Regions from separate parts of the Homo sapiens genome. Here region 2 is linked to region 1. Evidence: chromatin contacts called from ENCODE Hi-C or POLR2A ChIA-PET data. All regions are on one chromosome and are shown on one strand. The core of a region is the stretch at or near the end of the contact, and the rest is flanking DNA. Distances in the headings are between cores, read along the strand shown. Region 1 holds the start of ZNF414 (zinc finger protein 414). Region 2 holds the start of ADAMTS10 (ADAM metallopeptidase with thrombospondin type 1 motif 10).

Region 1 (6,612 bases), core at 2,713-5,212:
GCGTGAACCCAGGAGGTGGAGCTTGCAGTGAGAGGAGATTGTGCCACTGCACTCCGGCCTGGGAGACAGAGCAAGACTGTCTCAAAAAAGAAAAAAAAAAAAAGAAAAAAAAAAAAAAAGAAAACTGGAGAGTCCCCATCCCATTTGGTTTCTGGACAAGGGAGAACGCTGCCACAGTGGGTACTGGGGACCTCAACCACAGCTGGAGGTGGGGACCTGGGTCCCAGGATTGGGGTGATGGGAAGACAGGACACAGGTGGGCTGTGAGGCCTGCACCTGTGGACCCAGGTGGTCCTCCCAAGATGTGATCAATCCATGACTGCTGGGCTCGAGCCCACTATGCTTTGGATGGACAAGGGATGGGAACACAGCATAGGCTGGCTCATGGCGCCTTCTTTATTGTCCACCCCAGCCCCCCTTCCCTGCAGCCCCCTCCAAATGACAAAACTACCCACATCCCATGGCCCACCCCCAAAGCGGCGGGATTCAGAGCTGCGAGAACACTGGAAGCTCCCCCTCTGACAGCAGCGGCGACACCTTGGGTGCAAGCGGGGCCGGATCTGGGTGGGGCAGAGGAGGGGGGCGCCTGAGCCTCAGCGCCTTGGGCCCCCGCCCCCCTCTCCACCCGCGCATTCCTCGGCCTTACCCGCGGGGGCGTCGGGGCGCGGCGGCCCGGCCGCGGGGGCCGCGGGGGCGCCGGGGCGGTGGTCCTCCAGGTGCAGGGTCATGGCGGGCCGCGAGGCCGTGGAGAAGGCGCACTGCATGCACGAGTAGCGGCCGCGTGTGTGCTCCCACACGATGCGGCTCGGGGCCGCGTGCCCTGCGGGCAGGCGGGACCCCGTCAGTCCCGGGCTCCCCCAGCCCAGAAGACCCGTGCGCCAAGGATGGAGGACGCCGGCGAGGGTGGGTGGGACTTTTTCCCGCCCCCCATCAGCTTCCGGGCGCCTAGTTCAGTTTCTCCCGGGTCTGTCTGCCCCTAGAGTTGGGGGCACCCAACTTGGCTTCTCCGCGTCCCCTACTATCATCCCCAGATTCACTGTTGGGGAGAAGCCCGCTCCGAGGTGAACGGTGAAAGGGGCGCAAGGTTTATACGGGAACGCCGGCGCAGATGAAGGCGCAGGTGCCAGTCATTTTTAAGGCAAAAATCCTGTATTTCGGGACGGTGGCATTTGTGCCCCCTGGGAAGGGGATGAGCACTGCTGCCTCCTGGTATCCACCAGACCCCGCAGGGCGCAGGAAAGAAAGCCCCTCCACCCCTCCCTGGTGGTCACCTGCACGCACCTGAGGGCGCGTCGGAGCCGCCCTGGGGTCTTCGGGGGCTGCTGCCAGCACCTGCGGTAAAGGGGCGGGTCAAGTTCAGAGTCAGGGCGAGCCCAGCCAGCCCTCCTGGAGGCCCCCGACCCCACACTCACCTTGGCTCTTTTTCCAGACGGCGGCGCTGGAAGCCGGCGGCCCGGGTGCAGCGGCCAGGAAGGGGCGCAGGCGCGGGGGGCTTAGGCCAAAGGGCGCAGGGTTCAAGTAGGGCAGGAACGGTCCGGTGGGGGCAGGGGCGGGGGTCGTGAAGGGTTCCAGCAGCGGGAACGGCAGGCCCGGCGCTGATGCGGGGTCAACCTCCGGGGGGCGCTCCGGCGCGGGCGGCTCTCGGTCCAGGGCCGGGGGTGGCGGCGGGGCTGGGCTCTGCGCATGCTCCGCGCAAACATGCAGGTGCTTGAAGAGCGAGCGGTGCGTGCGGAAGCGCAGGAGGCAGTTCTCACACCTGGAGGTGGGCAGAGGGCTGGGCTGGGCTGGGCCTCCAGGGGCACCAGGGAGAGTGTCCTGTGCAATGCCACCCGCCCTTCGAGCGTGGGAACGGAGCCTGGGCACTAATCACCTCCCCGCTCCTGTACAACTGTGGCAGCGACCCTTCCTGACCACTTCGGGTGGGAACCTGGGGAAACCCGGAAAGAAGTCTCAATTTTAAGTTAGGCGGCCGGTTTTCCACTTGGGAGGTAAAGCCTGGCTGGGTGGGGCCACGCCCACGTATGCCCCGCCCCATCCAGGGAGTTGAGGGCGGGGCTTCCCCAAAGGCCCACCCACATCAAGTCCCGCCCTCCAACACCCTGACCAGGAAGGGAGGAAGGCCTGGAGCCCACACATAGGGTGAGGCTAGGGCAGGGCGGAGCTCAAGAGGTCAGGGTCTCACTTGAAGTAGCGATTGGGTTTGTAGTGCAGTTTGCTGTGAGCCACCAGCTCCTGCATGCTGGGGAAGGTCTCGGTGCAGCTCAGGGCTGAGCAGCGGAAGAGCTTGCCTGGTAGGGATGAAGGACAGAGAAGTGGAGACAGGTGGCCAAGGCTGGCTCCGAGGGGCTCCGCCTGTTTCCCACCCTAACCTGCCTCCCCATTACCAGTCCTGGCCCTACCTTCCAGGGACTGTGTGGGCGGGCAGTGGGTTCGCAGATGCTGTGCCAGGTCACGGACGCTGGGAAAACTGAGGCAGCAGCCAGGGCTGGAGCAAGGGATTTGCTTCCCTGCAGGACGCACAGAACAGTGGTCACTGGTCCCTTCCTCACTAGTGCTGTCCCTGACCCCAGGGTTCTGCCCCAGAGAAGCAAATATGATGTGCTGGGGCCTTTACTCTCTGCCTACCACAACAGACTGGTCTGCCACAGTGCAGGGGCTGGACTGGCCAGGCTCACCATTGGAGCCACAGCCTGGCATCCACCGGCTGCTCCGTAAAATGATGAGTGGCATCCCTCTAGAAAGGCCCTGAGGTTAGAGATTCTCTACGTCTCGCTTCTATTGTTTCAGGGACTGTGATTCCCCAGAAGACCCCATCACAGATCACCTGGAGGTGGGCGTCGTCTGGGAGGCCGCAGGTCCTCGCTGGTCCCGGAGACTATGCTGGTCAGGCCAGGGCTGGGTCCGGGGCCAGGCTGGCAGCTGTCTGGGGCTGGGGAGGAGCCCTGCTGCATCCCTCCAGCCCCTCCACGTTCCCACACTGGCGGTGTGGCTGCCTGCTCAGGGCCTGGCTCCTCCGACATGGAGGAGGAAGGGGCTGCAGCTGGCACAGCCGGGGACAACACCTCCTTGTCGGTCTCACTGGAGCTGGGCTCTGCAGTGGCCAGCATGTCTGGGATGGGCCCTGAGGGTTTCTCCTCCTGGTGGAAGGAAGAGGCGGAGAGAACCCTTCTGGGCTCTGGGTCAACCCAGTCGGCCCCCATCCTAAGGAATCACCAGCAGGAGAGGATAGGGGAATACGTAAGGGTGGACTAAGCTCTTTTTTTCTTTTTATAAAGATGGGGTCTCGCCATGTTGCCCTCACTGGTCTTGAACCCCTGGTCTCAAGTGATCCTCCTGCCTCAGCCTCCCAAAGTGCTGGGATTAGAGTCGTCAGCCACTGCACTGGCCCGGATTGAGCTCCTTATGCATACGGGAGAAACATCTGCTCTCCTCAACTAGGATAGGTGGGAGCCCCAGTATGCACACAAGCGTGGCCTAGAGGGAGTGGGCGGGGCCAAGGCTACGGAGGCGGGGCTATGGGCAGGCATGGACTGGGAAGATGCTAGAGGAGCTAGACATGGATTGTCTGAGGACCGAGACCGGCCGGCCTCGAGCAGTGTGGACAATCTTGGAGGTGCTGGGGGCCCGGATGTAAGAAGTTTAGGGGCGGAGTCCTAGCCTGACGGGCGTGGTCCATTCCGGGCCGGGCCCGGAAGTAGGGCGCTCTCCGAGTGACAGCCAGCGGCGGACGGGTGCCCGGATGTGGGGGCGGGGTCGGCCGGAGGCTGTAGGCGCGACAGGGCCGCTCCCCGCCAGTCCCCGCAGCTCCGCCGCGCCCGCGACCCCGGTGCCGCGCTCACCATCTTCGACACGGCTCGGCCTCTTGTTTCTGCGGCTCCGGCGGCTGCAGCTTAGGCGGCGGCCACCCTCTGGGCAGTGCGAGTTCGCGCTCACGTCAGCGCCATTTTCCACCTCTCAGCTCTCGCGAGACTGGGGGCGGGGCCTGCGCAGGGCGCTCGGAGAGGGGGCGGGGCCTGAGGGCAGAGTCACCCTGGAGCTCAGGTCGGACGCTGGTGCAATCTTGCTATCTATCCCCGGGCAGTCAGCGCGCACTTCAGCAGACTCCGTGCACGGAGATCCGGGATGACCTCGCTGTCCTAGTCTTCAAAGTGGGCACCTTCATCCCTCTAGTCTTGTCCCAAGATCAGCCCTGGACAGGCGATAAACAGCAGTTCTTTCTTTATATTTTTTATTTTTTTTTGAGACAGAGTTTCGCTCTTGTTGCTCAGGCTGGAGTTTAATGGCGCGATCTCGGCTCACTGCAACCTCCGCCTCCTGGGTTCAAGCGATTCTTCTGCCTCAGCCTCCCAAGTGGCTGGGATTACGGGCGCCCACCACCACGTCTGGCTAATTTTTTGTATTTTTAGTAGAGACTGGGTTTTACCATGTTGTCCAGGCTGGTCGTCACCTCCTGACCTCAGGTGATCCACCCGCCTCGGCCTCCCAAAGTACTGGGATTACAGGCGTGAGCCACCGCGCCCGGCCAGTTCTTTATTTTTTATAGTGTTGAGACAGGGTCTTGCTCTGTCGCCCAGGCTGGAGTGCAGTGATGCGATCATAGCTCGCTACAGCCTTGACCTCCTGGGTTCAGGCGATCCTCCCATCTCAGCCTCCCGAGTAGCTGGGATTACTGGCGTGTGCCACCATGCCCAGCTAATTTTTAAATTCTTTTTAGAGACAGGGTCTCTCTGTGTGTTGCCCAGGCCGGTCTCAAACTCCTGGGCTCAAGCGATCCTCCCGCCTTGGCCTCCCAAATGTTAGGATTGCAGGCGTGAGCCACCTCGCCTCCCCTTGCACTCACATTTTAAAATGGGGAAACAGCATCGCTCGAGCCAGGGACGTCGAGGCTGCAGTGAGCGTGATGGCACCACTGCACTCCTGCCTGGTCGAAAAAGCGAGACCCCCATCTCTAAAAGTTAAATAAAAATGGGGAAATAGTAAATCAACAAGTGCAAAAACAATCTTTTGTCCTATTCAGAGCAATGAAGGAAACAATGAAATGTCGAAGTGATGGGTCAGGGAAGCCACTCTGAGGAGGTGACTTCGGAGCTGTCTCCAGATGATCAAGGAGTGAGCTGGTGGAAAGCCCGAGGAGCAGGGGGCTCTACCGGATAGCTGGTGGTGATGTCCTGGAGTGGGGCAGGACGGGCTTATTTTGGTCAAAGAGCAGCGAGGTGGCCAGGGCACCACTGGAGCAGAGTGGAGGCGGGGTGTGGAGGTCAGAAAGCGAATATGGTGCGCGGCAGGTCACGCAGGGCCATGGGAGTGGTGCAGAGAGAGGAGTGTGGTTTATGTTGTAACCACTGATGAATTTTTAGCAGGGGGAGGCGCATCATCTGATTCCTGGCAGTCACTTGGAGTAGGATGGGCTGTTGAGAGGGCGGTAAGGTAGATCTAACATCTTAGATCTCTCTGCTGCCATATCATCTAAGATGAGATCATCTTAGATCTCATCATGCTGCCATTCAAGAGGTATTCGTTGAGTTCTAGGCAACTGTAGGGTTTTTTTTGTTTTGTTTTGTTTTTTTTGGACGACATCTTGCACTGCACCCAGGCTGGAGTGCAGTGGCGCGATCTCAGCTCACTGCAACCTCCGCCTCCTGGGTTCAAGCGATTCTCCTGCCTCAGCCTCCCAAGTAACAGGGATTACAGGCATGTGCCACCATGCCAGGCTAATTTTGTATTTTCAGTAGAGATGGGGTTTCTCCATGTTGGTCAGGCTGGTCTCAACTCCCGACCTCAGGTGATCCGCCTGCCTCAGCCTCCCAAAGTGTTGGGATTACAGGCATGAGCCACTGCACCTGGCCACAATTGTAGGTTTTATGTGCAGTGTATTTCCATCTGCAAAGCAAGTTGTACCTATGCACTTTTTTTTTTTTTTTTTGAGACAGAGTCTCACTCTGTCCCCCAGGCCGCAGTGCAGTGGCATGATCTTGCAAGCTCCGCCTCCTGGGTTCAAGCAATTCTCGTACCTCAGCCTCCCAAGTAGCTGGGACTACAGGCTTGTGCCACCACGCTCAGCTAATTTTTTTTGTATTTTTAGTAGAGACGGGGTTTTGCCATGTTGGCTAGGCTAGTCTTGAACTCTTGGCCTCAGAGATCCACCTGCCTTGGGCTTACAAAGTACTGGGATTACAGGCATGAGCCACTGCATCCGGCTTTTTTGTTTGTTTTTTTGAGACACAGTCACACTCTGTTGCTTAGGCTAGAGTGCAGTGATGTGATCACAGCTCACTGCAGCCTCAACCTCCCTGGGCTCAGGTGATCCTCCTACCTCAGCCTCCCTAGTAGCTGGTACTAAAGGTGTGTGCCACCACACGCAGCTAGTTTTTATATGTTTTGTAGAGATGGGGTTTTGTCACATTGCCCAGGATGTTCTAGAACTCCTGGGCTCAAGTGATCTATCTGCCTCAGCCTCCCGAAGTGTTGGGATTTCAGGTGTGAGCTACTGTATCCAGCCCCCTATGGGCTTTTATATGCAGAGAATACCTTTAGGAGATATTTAAAAACTGGGGAGAGGAACAGGGATGTTTGAGTGGGAGAGAGACTGAGTTTTCACTTTTGTGTTTTTTG
Region 2 (6,612 bases), core at 1,329-3,828, 97 kb after region 1:
TTGGGGGCTTCGGTTGGTGGAGTAGTGTTGGGCCCCTGTACGGATCCTTCCCTCGCCTGCTCCCTGCACCTGGGCCTCCCTCTCTGGGCCTTGGTTTCTTCTTCTTTGGAGCCTGGGCAGGGAGGGGTCAAAGAGGAGGAGCCGGGCTGGTCTTCAGCACTGAGCTGGGTCTGTAGTTGAGGGATCACTGAGGAAATTCTGACCCTCTCTCTGCCCCTGGAGAACTTCCTCTTAGACTTCTTCTTTCTTCTGTTCCTAATGAACCCCCTCCAACAAAAACCCACCTCCTCTCCCTCTCCCTCTCTTCTTGCTTCTTCTTCCCTATTCCTTCTTTGGAAGTGTCAGCCAACTCCCAGATCAAGGCCCTTCCTGGTTGGGCACCTCTGACCCCCGCTCCTGCCCTGAGCCACCCCTGAAAGGTAGGAACATTCTCATTGCAAGTGAAGCAGGGACCTCACCCCTTTCTCCCACTGGCTCCCTCCCTCCTCTCCTGTTCTTGCATTGCCAGGCCTGGTGCCCCATCCTCCTCCTTCAGGGGCTCTCTCTGGTCTTGTCTAGAGTGTCTTTGGGTCTGTCCTGGTCCCCCTAAGACCCTCAGTCCTCATCACTGTCCTCTGAAGTGAGGCGCTCCTCCCAAAACCCTCACACCCCCTTCTGTGCTTTGGGCTCAGGTGGGGTGTGAGGGACAAGGTTTGGGACATTGTGGAAGGACCCAGCACAGGGGGTGAGGACAGGGGAAGGGGACTCACCTGTGCACAGTGTATGGGGTAGGGGGAGGAGGGGGGTCTGCAGAAGGCTCACAGGCGTCTGAGCTGGGGGTCCAGCCCACAGGGTGGTGTCGAGGTGTGACACAGCCCAGGGCACCAGGTGGTGGGGGGACATGAACAAGGCAGTGGGTCTGGGGCCAAAGATGAAGCTTGAGAGAGGCTCAGGGACAGAGACGGTGGTGGCCAACAGGATGTCAGTGAGGGATCTGCACTGTGGCGTGTGTGTGTGACTGCATGTACATTACAGCATGTATGTGAGTGTGTGTGACCCTGTGTGTGATTGTGAGCGTGTGACTGCATGTGCATTATGGCTTGTGAGTGTGTGTGACCCTGTGTGTGTGTGTGTGTGTGTGTGTACCCAGGCCTGGCCATTCCTCCAGCCCCTCCTCCCCGAAGGCAGGAGGGAGGTGGCCAGCGTGGGGGAGGGTGCCAGGCCTGGAGGAGGAAATGCCTCCGGGAAATGGAAATGGCTTAGAAACAGAGGCTCTGTCCCATCCCATCCCATCCCGGGGATCCTGAAGGGACCCTAAGCTCCACACCCAAACCTCTCCGGCCAGGCTGCGGGGACAGGGCCGACGGAAGGTCCCCCGTGGAGGCCAAGGCCGCGTCTCCCCAGGCAGAGGCCCCAGCCTGCCGGCCTCCTCCCGGCTGCACATCTGGCCGGGCCGGCAGGAGGCAGTCCCTGCCGGAGAGCAGACAAAGGCCCAGCCGGGGCCTGCGGGAGGAGGGGGCCGGCGCCCGGGCTGGTCCCCCACAACCGGCCGCTAATTAAAGGCCCTGAGCCCGACCGCTGGAGACACCCTGAGACAGACGGCTGTGGCCTCACTGACCAACTCAGGGGAAGTGGGCGGCGCCACTCCCACACCCAGACACACAAACACACACTGGCAGCGACACACACCCCGCGCAACCAGAGACCGGCGCTCGGGCACTGTAGACCCACAAAAGACGCAGGACGCCTCCACCGCAGACACACACGCCGACAGGCTCAGTGCACACTCACACACCCGGAGACAAACACATGGAGACACACAACCACACACTCCCAGACATGTGTAAACACACACTCATTTACACGCGCACACACGGGACAAGACAGAGAAACACGCGGACACACAAATACACGCACCCGGGGCCTACACAAACAGAAACACACACATACATACACAGACAACCCAAGGAGACAGACACACAGGCCTACACGCTGACACATACACACTCATTTGCATGCTCACACCAAACCAGAGACAAACTCACAAGTCCCACAGACCTAGACACCCCCCCACACCAGACACACACACACAGGTATTTACACACTCATCACGGTCAGAGACAAACGCACACATGCTTGGGGACACACACACAAACCCAGACACACACACACTCGCCTCCAGATCTGCGCGCACATAGCAAACCCCTATGCGCACACACTGTCCAAACACACAGACACACAAGAGACTCATCCCCAGGCACTGACACACACATGTAATGCACAACCACTCTGCCCCTACGTGGACGGACACACACACACACACACACACACAGCGCAAACAAACCCACGGCAACCCCGGGCGTGATCAGTGGCGCGCGCACTTGCGGACCTCAGGCACCGACCGGAGTCGCACAGCGGGATGCCCTCCCCCATCCAGGGCACCACAGCCCCACGCCCTCACAGCCCGATGCGGACACACAAAGTCCCACTGAATCACGCACCCCCGGGCCCCCCGCCCGCGCCGCTACCTGCGCCGCGCCCGGGGCCTCCGCGCCGTCGCCGCCGCTGTCTCGCCGCCCCGCGCGCGCAGGAAGGGAGGGAGCGAGCGAGCGCGGCGGCGTGGCCAGGGGAGGGGGCGCGGGGAAGGCACTTCCTGAGCCGCCTGCCAGGGTTATAAAAAAACCCCCAAACTGCGCGCGGCCAGAAACCCCGCCCGCCTGCCGCCGCCCGGCCTGGGCCGCGGGCTGGACCCCAGCCAGGGACCCGGGAACTCGGGCCGCCCCGCCCGGGACCAGCGCCCCCGCCGCGTGGGAGGGGGCTGGGGAACCGCGGGGGGCGGGGAGGGGACGAAGCGGGAGAAATCGAGTGGCGGCGGGGAGAATGGGTGGGGGAGGGGAGAAAGAATCAGGTGGGGGATGGGGATGGAGGCAGAATTGGGTGGGTGGGGGTTCGGGGAAAGGGAGGAAGAGAAGGGAGAGGTTGGGGGAGGGGGAAGTTTGAATGGGAAGGGGTAGGGGGAGATGGAGGCCTGGAGGAAGGGGCTGAGTGAGGTGGGGGGAGGTGGGGGCCTGGAGGAAGGGCTGAGTGGGGTGGGGGGAAGTGGGGGCCTGGAGGAGGGGCTGAGTGGGGTGGGGGGAGGTGGGGGCCTGGAGGAAGGGGCTGAGTGGGGTGGGGGGAGGTGGGGCCCTTGAGGAGGGGCTGAGTGGGGTTGGGGGAGGTGGGGCCCTGGAGGAGGGGCTGAGTGGGTTGGGGGGAGGTGGGGGCCTGGAGGAAGGGGCTGAGTTGGGTTGGGGGCCACGGGAAGGAATGGAGGGGGGTAAGGAATGGGGCTGGAGGGGGGATGGGAGCATGAGATGCTGGGGTTGGGGAGGGGAGAGCCCACTTCCTCGCCAGCCTCTGCGGCATCAACAACAGCTGTTATTTATTGAGGGCTGGGCCTGGCTCAAACAAGCATTTATTGGGCGCCTCCCGTGTGCCAGGCACGGTGCCCGGGGCGGGAAATAAGTCCCAGCTCGGCCCCGCCCTCTCCGAGCTCTCAGGGGGGTTTGATCGGTCCTGGGCCTGGCCTTGGTCTCTGTGCCTTAACTCCTTTGCGGTGACGTAGGCTCAGCTGGTCCCATTTCACAGATGAGGAAACTGAGGCCACAGAGATGGGGAGAGTGAAAATTCTGTTGGAACCGGAGCCCTCTTGGTCTTGGTCACTCTGGGTCTCGCTCCATAAAATGAACGAATGCGTGAATGAGGAGGACCTGGATGGTTGGGGCAGGGCTGGGATTTGAATCCCAGGCGCCTGGTACAGTGCCTGGTTCCAGGGAAGGGCGGTGACCCCCAGGCCTCACAATTGCAGGCATTTCCCAGGAACGCCCCCCCCCAGGGAGCTGGCCAGAGCCTTGGCCTTGGCTTTGTCTGAGTCTGGGTTTACTCATCCACACAGTGGGGGTAATAACAGCCTTCCCAGGGCTGGAGTAGGGGGTGGAGGAGGGGTTTCATTCTGCAGCAAAGATTTGTTGTTATGTGCTGGGTTCCAGGGACACAGCTGAGACCAGGAGGGCAGCTTCCCAACTCGGAATTTTTCCTTTTGAACTTGGAATGACCTGTCATTACTCACGCATACAGCAGGTGCTGCATAAATACCAGACTCCTGGAGTTCCCACCACACTACCTTACCCCAACCTCCTGGGACTCCAGGCTAGACCAGAGGTGCAGCCCCCACCCTCCTGTTTGCTCCCCACACTCCCTCCTTCCCACCAGGGCCTCTCGGGCCCCCATTTGAGGAACGAGTCTAAGTCAGCCATTTCTGGCCTCTGTTAGCTGTTCTTCTACTACCTATGGGGCCCTCTTTCTCCATCAAAGAGGTGGTGGCTTCCTTTCTTTGCTGTAGATACTAAAGGCTCCCACTGTTAGCCTAGTGACTGGTCCAGCCACCTGTCCCTACTTTTTTTTTTTTTTTTTTTTTGAGATGGAGTCTTGCTGTGTTGCCCAGGCTGGAGTGTGGTGGTGTGATCCTGGCTCACTGCAACCTCCGCCTCCCGGGTTCAAGCAATTCTCCAGCCCCAGCCTCCCGAGTAGCTGGGTTTACAGGCACCTGCCACCATGCTCGGCTAATTGTATTTTTAGTAGAGATGGGGTTTTACCATGTTGGCCAGGCCAGTCTTGAACTCCTGACCTCAAGTGATCCGACCACCTTGACCTCCCAAAGTGCTTGGATTACAGGCGTGAGCCACTGCACCCAGCCCACCTGTCCCTCCTCTTAAGGATGGGTGGTTTCCAGACCGCACTGGGAATTTCAGGGTTGCTTTGAGCCAGGCGCTCCTAGGTTCTGGCACTCCTAGGTTCTGGCACTCCTAGCTGTGAAACCTCTCATTATAATTACTCTGTGAAACTTTGACAGTTCTACACCCACTACTTCCCACCACAGCCCCAGACTTCACTGGGGTGGGGGGGTCTCTTTATTTCCTCAAGGGCGTGTGGCCCTCTAGGGCCTGGCCGATTGTTTAGGGGATGCACCTTCCCCACCTGAAGCCTCCAGTGAGCTGTGTTGAGGCATTTGTGATGAGTCTTGGGAAACAAACTTTTGTGTCTTTTTCTTTTTCCTTTTTTTTTTTTTTTTTTTTTGAGATGCAGTCTCGCTCTGTTGCTCAGGCTGGAGTGCAATGGCGCGATCTCGGCTGACCACAACCTCTGCCTCCTGGGTTCAAGCAATTCTCCTGCCTCCGCCTCCCGAGTAGCTGGGACTACAGGCACGTGCCACCACGCCTGGCTAATTTTTGTATTTTTAGGAGAGATGGGGTTTCACTATCCTTGGCCAGGCTGGTCTCAAACTCCTGACCTCGTGATCTGCCTGCCTCGGCCTCCCAAAGTGCTGGGATTACAGGTGTGAGCCACCACACCCGGCCCTTTTCTGTCTTTTTCTTTTGAGACAAGATCTTGCTCTGTTGCCCAGGCTAGAGTGAGGTGGTATGATGATAGCACACTGCAGCCTCGAACTCCTGAGCTCAGATGATCCTTCTGCCTCAGCTTCCTGAGTATCTGGGACCACACATGTGAGCCACCATGCCCGATTAAGTTCTTTTTTTTTTTTTTTTTTTGAGACAGAGTCTTGCTCTGTCGCCCAGGCTGGAGTGCAGTGGCGCGATCTCGGCTCACTGCAACTTCCACCTCCCGGATTCAAGCGATTCTCCTGCCTCAGCCTCCCAAGTAGCTGGGATTACAGGCATGAGCCACCCACGCCCGGCTAATTTTTGTATTTTTAGTAGAGATGGGGCTTTGCCATGTTGGCCAGGCTGGTCTTGAACTCCTGGCCTTAAGTGATCCGCCCACCTCAGCCTTCTAAAGTGTTGGGATTACAGGTGTGAGCCACTGTGCCTGGCCTCAAATTGTAGAGACAGGGTCTCTCTCTGTTGTCCAGGTTGGTCTTGAACTCCTGGCCTCAAGCAATCTCCCTGCCCCGGCTTCCCAAACTGCTGGGATTTACAGCTGTGAGCCAACAAGTCTGGCCTGACTTCTGTGTCTTGAGTGGGATGGATTTGAAGCTGAGTCCCTATCTTAGACAACAGAGGGAGGCCTCTTATAAGAATGAAGCCAGCTGGGAATGTGGGTTCACTCCTGTAATCCCAGCACTTTGGGAGGCCAAGGCAGGTGGATCGCTTGAGCTCAGGAGTTCGAGACCAGCCTGGACAACATGGCAAGAGCCCATCTCTATTAAAAAATACAGAGAAATAGCCAGGGCGTAGTGGTGCATGCCTGTGGTCCCAGCTACTCGGGAGGCTGAGGTGGGAGGCTTGAGTCCAGGAGGTGGAGGTTGCAGTGAGCTGAGATTGGGCCACTGCACTTCTGCCTGGGTGATGGAGTGAGACTCTTTCTAAAAAAAAAGAGAAAAAAAAAGTTAAGTAAATAAATAAAATAAAAATAAAAAATGAACGAAGTCACCAGATGGAGCAGATGGAGGAGAGTAATGGCCTTGGGGCCATCATCATTTGAGCCCTGAGCAAGCTGTTCCTGAAGCCCATAGATGGGCTTTAATCCAGTCACACTCTTTATTGAGCACTATATTGTATCAGGTGCTGATCCAGGTACTGGGGACATGGCAGGAACAACAATCTCCATCCCACAAAGGTCACCGTCCTGCCTCAA

The links. Hi-C counts contacts between places; a loop is a spot of excess contacts on that map. ChIA-PET counts read pairs that join two places held with the same protein, here RNA polymerase II (POLR2A). Pooled maps may share reads with other maps.
Region 2: a pooled map shows a loop between it and region 1 (2.8-fold over the local background). The contact joins the promoter of ADAMTS10 here to the promoter of ZNF414 in region 1. A Hi-C loop is called at or near these places in 6 of 50 pooled maps. POLR2A ChIA-PET finds 5 or more read pairs at or near these places in 7 of 52 experiments (IMR-90, WTC11, activated T-cell and 3 more).

Annotation. Positions count from the first base shown.
Region 1 is chr19:8,510,205-8,516,816 of GRCh38, forward strand. It overlaps ZNF414 (zinc finger protein 414), which reads right to left and starts at 3,963. Exons shown (of 8, transcript NM_001146175.2): 1 at 3,840-3,963; 2 at 2,825-3,137; 3 at 2,400-2,507; 4 at 2,183-2,288; 5 at 1,413-1,756; 6 at 1,282-1,332; 7 at 647-820; 8 at 1-560. The coding sequence starts at 3,842. The coding sequence ends at 487. RefSeq lists an enhancer at 1,195-2,085 and a silencer at 3,664-3,973.
Region 2 is chr19:8,608,137-8,614,748 of GRCh38, forward strand. It overlaps ADAMTS10 (ADAM metallopeptidase with thrombospondin type 1 motif 10), which reads right to left and starts at 2,579. Exons shown (of 26, transcript NM_030957.4): 1 at 2,508-2,579; 2 at 1-112. RefSeq lists a silencer at 1,477-1,899.